Linked DNA regions of Homo sapiens: region 1 is linked to region 2. The links are chromatin contacts, found by Hi-C in ENCODE. All regions are on one chromosome and are shown on one strand. Each heading gives the region's core, a stretch centred on a gene start or an enhancer-like site at or near the end of the contact. The rest is flanking DNA. Distances are from core to core; before and after follow the strand shown.

Region 1 (2,778 bases), core at 15-2,514, 7.5 Mb after region 2:
TTTTGTTATTTTTTAAATACTAAAATTGTCCCATACCACCAATATGCACAATGTGCAGTGGATGACTATCCGCTCAGAAATGGCCAACAAATAGGTAACAAGTTTGTAATTCCAGATTAATCTCTGTCACCTCCAACTAGTGACTAGTCTTTTTATTTTCCAGTTTTTACAAAACTTTAATTTTTGAATTGATAGATTATATTTGTACATATTTATGGGGCACATGTGATATTCTGTTACATGCATAGAATGTACAATGATATTGTTACATGCATAGAATGTGTACTGATAAAGCATACATAGACGCACAGATAAGTGCATAAAATGTGTAATGACTAAAGTCAGGGTATTTAGGGTATTCCAAAGCCAAAATTGAGTGCTTACTCATTTGCCTCACTGCAATAGAGAGTCTAATGTCAACATTCTAAAAGTTAGGTGTACTATGAATACTACTTCATCTGAATGCACCAAAGGATAATCTCCGAAAATATTCCTTTACCTGGACAGGGTGGGGGAAGGAAGCGAGAGATGTGGAGAGAGACGGAGCGACGTCCTGGCCCTCTGTGACCTCCGTGCCAGGAAGAGGGACCCAGGATGTTTGAGAGTTTTGCTACCAGCCTTAAGCACCGAGAGAGGTGTCACTCAGTGCGCAGCTGCACCGGCTAAGTTTTTTAGACGCGTTGCCCTCGGCAGCGGGTTTGGACCCAAGGTCGCGTCGACACTGGCCTCAGCATCTGACCGCGGGCGGAGCCCAGGTGCGCGCGAGGCCCTGCCACCCTCCCTCGCCCGCGGGCGCTTCTCCCTTGCCGGAACCGCCCGGCCCCGCCCGAGGCCTGCCCCGGGAGCCCCGCGGCGAGTGTCGCCACGCTCACCTCCTCGCTGTGCGTGGACGGGCACTTCTTCCGCAGGCGGCCCCAGTTCAGCAGGTTCCCCGTCTGCAGGTGCAGGGTGCGGGCCCGCGCCAGGAGCGCCTTGGCCGCGCGGCTGTCGGTGCCCATGGCAGCGGCCGCCCAGGGGCCGCGCAGCGAAGGGGCTGCGGGCGGGCGGGCAGGCAGGCGGCCGCCCCACAGGACGCGGTGCCCGAGGCCCGAGAGAGACCCGAGAGGGAGCGCGAGGCTGCCGGCGCCGCGCGGCTGGAGCCTGGTCTGCGCTCGGGCCCGAGGGAGGCCGGACGGCGGCTGGGCGGCGGCGGGAAAGGAAGGCACCGGTGGCTGCGGCTCCGGCTCCGGCTACTGCGGCCGCAGCGGGAGAGCTGATTCCAAACTGAGGGAGCTGTTTCCTGGAAGACAATGACTAAGCAGAAATCGTAGCCGAGAAAGTGCTTCGTAACCGTTACTCATCCCGCGGCGGGGCAGGGGCGGGGCGCGAATGGGCTGCGGGACGCCGGCCCGCAAGTGACTGGCCCTTGGCCTGCGGCGGGCGTGGCGACGGGTGGTGCGCGGCGGGCGCGCGGGTCGAGAGAGCGTGGCGGCGCGGCCCGGAGCGCAGCGCGCGGCAGGGCTCCCCCTGGCGGTCAGAGGACAGCGCGAGGCAGACACCGCCTCCGCCTGGTGAGGTAGACACCGCCTCCGCCTGGTGAGGTCTCCCGGCGTTCAGGTCGCGGCTCCGCCCACGGCCGCCCCAGGGTGGGCTTCCTACACGTCTCTTTAAAGGGCAGCCTGAGCGGCCACCGGGACTCGGAAATGCTACGTAGTTTTCGTTCTCAGAAGCAGCTGTTTATGCGCAAGCGCCCCCTTCTTCTTTTCGCTTTGCTACCTTCAAGGACCTTCTCCCAAACTGCTAATTTTTCTTCATCCGTTAAAGGTCTATTGATTCACATTATTTGCTGGCAGTGTGTGAAGTCAACGAACAAGACTGAGTCTTTGCCCTTGAGACGCGTACACTCTACCCAGAGACAAGTTCTAAGCACAGGAAACAAGTAATTTTATAAGAACATCATAGGGCAGTTATTCTCCAGATGAATTCAGATTAAAGAGGACACTTGAGCCGGTGAGATCACAGAAAGCTTTTATCACCCACCCCTTTAGAGGTGGTCGAGATTATTTACCCCTATTAAATTTCACGTGTGGTGGTGGACTCGGTATAAACATCAAATTGAACATGTATTGAGCTTTCCTCAACAATCTTTCACATTCGTTGAGGTGAATCAGATTATTAAAGGCAAAATGAGATTCTCATTATAAGCGGGGACAATATAGCTATTGAAAAGAGAGATGAACCAGTTGGTAAAATGGTAAGAATTAGGGGAGGGATGGGAAAAAAGATCTTTCTAGGAAGTTAGAAATTGAGCCTGATGTTGAGTAAATATTTGTTGGCTGAATGAATGATGGTAAGAGTTCATTGAACGAGCTTGCGCTGCTTTTTTTTTTTTTTTTTGGATATTGATTTTTTATTATAGTGAAAGAGCTACCCACAAGCACCACCACTACTTAAACACATTTTGATGCACTGTAACATACAATTAACATTTGTTGTAAATAATTCCAACATATACAAAAATAGCAAGAATACTATAATGAAACCCGATATAACTATCTTCTGAACTCAAGATTGAATAAGATTTGTCTATACTTTTTGTTTTATAATACTTTAAGTTCTAGGGTACATGTGCACAATGTGCAGGTTTGTTACATATGTATACAAGTGCCATGTTGGTTTGCTGCACCCATTAATTCGTTATTTACATTAGGTATTTCTCCTAATGCTATCCCTCCGCCAACCCCCCACCCCATGACAGGCCCCAGTGTGTGATGTTTCCCACCCTGTGTCCAAGTGTTC
Region 2 (2,846 bases), core at 51-2,550:
TTAGTAGAGACGGGGTTTCACCGTGTTGGCCAGGATGGTCTCGATCTCCTAACCTCGTGATCCGCCCGCCTCGGCCTCCCAAAGTGCTGGGATTACAGGCGTGAGCCACCGCGCCCGGCCCGGTTTGTTTCTTTAACCTTAACTCAGTTGCACTTAAAACTCCAAGAACCTCATTCATTCAAAAACACTTGAAACCGTACTATGCGTTGCGTGATGAGGAAACTGTCTTCGAAATAGATTTTATCCCCAACAGCAGCCCCAGTATGGTTATTCTCAGTAAACAACAAGCACCACCACTCACTAACCACCTACATTCGGTGCCACCTTAATGGCCCTGCGTTTACTTAATCTCGTATTACAACCACCCCAAAGTGATGATTACTGTTACAGTTATCAGTAAGGAATCCAGGAAGGTTCAGTGACCTAGACAAGGCCACACAGCGGGTTCAGTGGCAGAGCTGGGACTGAACACAAGTCGGCCTTTAGCACTCTCCACGACCCTAGGTCAATCCCGCACTACAGGGGTCGCCTATAGGGGCTGGAACCTAGAGGAATCCTGGAGAAGGAATTATTTCCTGAGGATTCCTGTAATATACCTCACTTACGAAGCCCCCAGGGCTTCCTACAATCTGATATATCACATGATGGGCGATTAAAAACCAGCCCAATGATTAAGAGGTCACTATTTCTGAAAGAAATGCAACCATATCCAGGAACGGCCCGGTCAGGACTTCGTTCTGCACAAGCCCACCTCACGCTAACATTTGCCCTGATGTCCCGGGGACCACACCCTTCCTAAGAGTGAGTCTCGCCGCCCTTTTCCCAGGCCAGGTAGTCAGCCTGAGGGAGGTGGAGGGTTTGCGCGGAGGGGGCTGGGTGGGCGCGAGGGCCTTTTACTTCCGGGACCCACCACTGCCCTCACCTCCAGACCGCTAAGGGCTCCCGCGGTAAACGCCCAGCAGCAGCTAGGCTCCCCACAAAGTCGCCCCCAACCCAAAAGGCGTACTTACGCCCCCGCCGCTGCGTCCGCACGTCGTCGTGACGACAGCCCGCCGTCGCCGCGATATAAAAAAAGGGTCAGAGGCGCCACGGCTGCTGCAATGGAAACCGTGGCAATCCTTCTTGTGCTCTGAGTCGGCTAGGAGGGAGCGGGACGCAGGGGGCACTACAGTGGGTAGACTAGGAAGGAAGGCAAGGGACGCGAGGTGGGAACCAGGCGAATTCCTAGACCTGCTTGCCGCAGAAGAGTGCCCGCTCAAGTGGAACAAAAGCGCAGCTAGTAACCGGCTAGTGGCTTCTCTGGCAACGGCGGCCCCACCCCTCCCGTCAGGCCCGCAGCAGGCTGCCGATTGGTCCGGGTTAGGGACGGCGGGCAGCGCCTATAGCTATTGGAGAGGGTGAGGAACGGGGCAGGGAGGGCAGCTTCGTGTCTATCCTTGTTTCTCGGGTAAACATTTTTTTTTAAGCGTTTGTTTATGGACAAGGACAGCATTTGTGTACGTTACCGAAAATCATAACCGAGCCCAACTAGAAAAAAAGGAAATAAAGCCAATTCCGAGTTTTCTGGCGCTTGGCCTGGTTGTGCCCTGCTTTTGCTTTTTAAAGAGAAGATTTGAAAACGTGAAGGCAACTGCGACCGGAAGAAACCTCCTTTTAAATGTATAGTAGTATTTTTAGCTGAGATGCCTCCCTGGGCCTCAGGTTTTTTCCTGTTAAATGAGGAAGCCTGAGGATGTTCTGCAAGGTGCCTTCAGGGTCTCAAAGTCTTTCGTATCTGTGCCACAGCCAGCTGGTCTGGTTTATAAAGTCCTGAAGAAGCAAAGCAAGATTTTAATTGGAAAAATATCTTCATTCAATGCCTCTACTTAATATTCATGTTAAGAATCGTACACCAACCTATGAAGTTCACAAGTAGAGTAACTGTCAACTAAGCCATAACCGTGGCATGCTGCTACCTAAATAATTGGTTTCACTAAAGCACTCCAGCAATGTTTTTCCACCAGTACTGTAATTGTCCCTTTCATAATTTAAAGCGGGAGACAGAATTAGTAAATTTTTTAGTAAAGGGCCAGTGATATGGTTAGGCTCTGAGTCCCCGACCACATCCCATCTTGAATTGTAATCCCCATAATCCCCACGTGTCAAGAGAGAAACCAGGTGAAGGTAATTGAATCATGGGGGCAGTTCCATAATCCCCACGTGTCAAGAGAGAGACCAGATGAAGGTAATGGAATCATGGGGGCCGTTTACCCCCATGCTAGTGAGTTCTCAAGCTATCTGATGGTTTTGTAAGGGGCTCTTTCCCCTCCACTGGGCACTTCTCCTTAACGAAGAAGGTGTCCTGCTTCCCCTTCACCTTCCGTCATGATTGTAAGTTTCCTGAGGCCTCCCCAGCGACGCTGAACTGTGAGTCAATTAAACCCCTTTCCTTTATAAATTACCCAGTCTCAGGCAATTCTTTATAGCAGTATGAAAATGTGCTCATACAGCCAGATAATATTTTATTAATAGGTTTTGCAGGTCATATGGTCTCTGTGATACTATTTAACTCTGCCATTGTCTTACCAAGAAAAGCCATAGATGATACATAAACATAAACATATGAGCTCACTAAAGTACGTTTGTGTGCAGGATGCAACACTACAGTGTTGGGTAGAAATTGTGATTTCTATCTTCATGGCAACAAATGGGGACTAGAATGTAAAAATAGCAGGCAATGAAATAGAATAAAGATACTTGAATACAAATAATACTTCAAAATTAAAAAGCAACATTTTAGATAACCTGTTTGCAGAGGACAAACAGAAGGTTAAATGAAAGTGTGATGGAGAATCACCACCTTTACA

What was found. Hi-C counts contacts between places; a loop is a spot of excess contacts on that map. Pooled maps may share reads with other maps.
Region 1: a map of CD8-positive, alpha-beta T cell shows a loop between it and region 2 (9-fold over the local background). The contact joins the promoter of GCLM here to the promoter of ODF2L in region 2. A Hi-C loop is called at or near these places in 2 of 168 maps with a recorded cell type or tissue (CD8-positive, alpha-beta T cell and naive thymus-derived CD4-positive, alpha-beta T cell) and 5 of 50 pooled maps.

Annotation. Positions count from the first base shown.
Region 1 is chr1:93,908,166-93,910,943 of GRCh38, forward strand. It overlaps GCLM (glutamate-cysteine ligase modifier subunit), which reads right to left and starts at 1,265. Exons shown (of 7, transcript NM_002061.4): 1 at 873-1,265. The coding sequence starts at 998. It overlaps LOC124904221 (a long non-coding RNA gene), which reads left to right and starts at 1,427. Exons shown (of 2, transcript XR_007066230.1): 1 at 1,427-1,989. RefSeq lists silencers at 679-728, 779-1,138, 1,349-1,588 and an enhancer at 1,629-1,788.
Region 2 is chr1:86,395,023-86,397,868 of GRCh38, forward strand. ODF2L (outer dense fiber of sperm tails 2 like) reads right to left here and starts at 1,301. Exons shown (of 17, transcript NM_001366781.1): 1 at 1,011-1,301. RefSeq lists an enhancer at 1,226-1,275.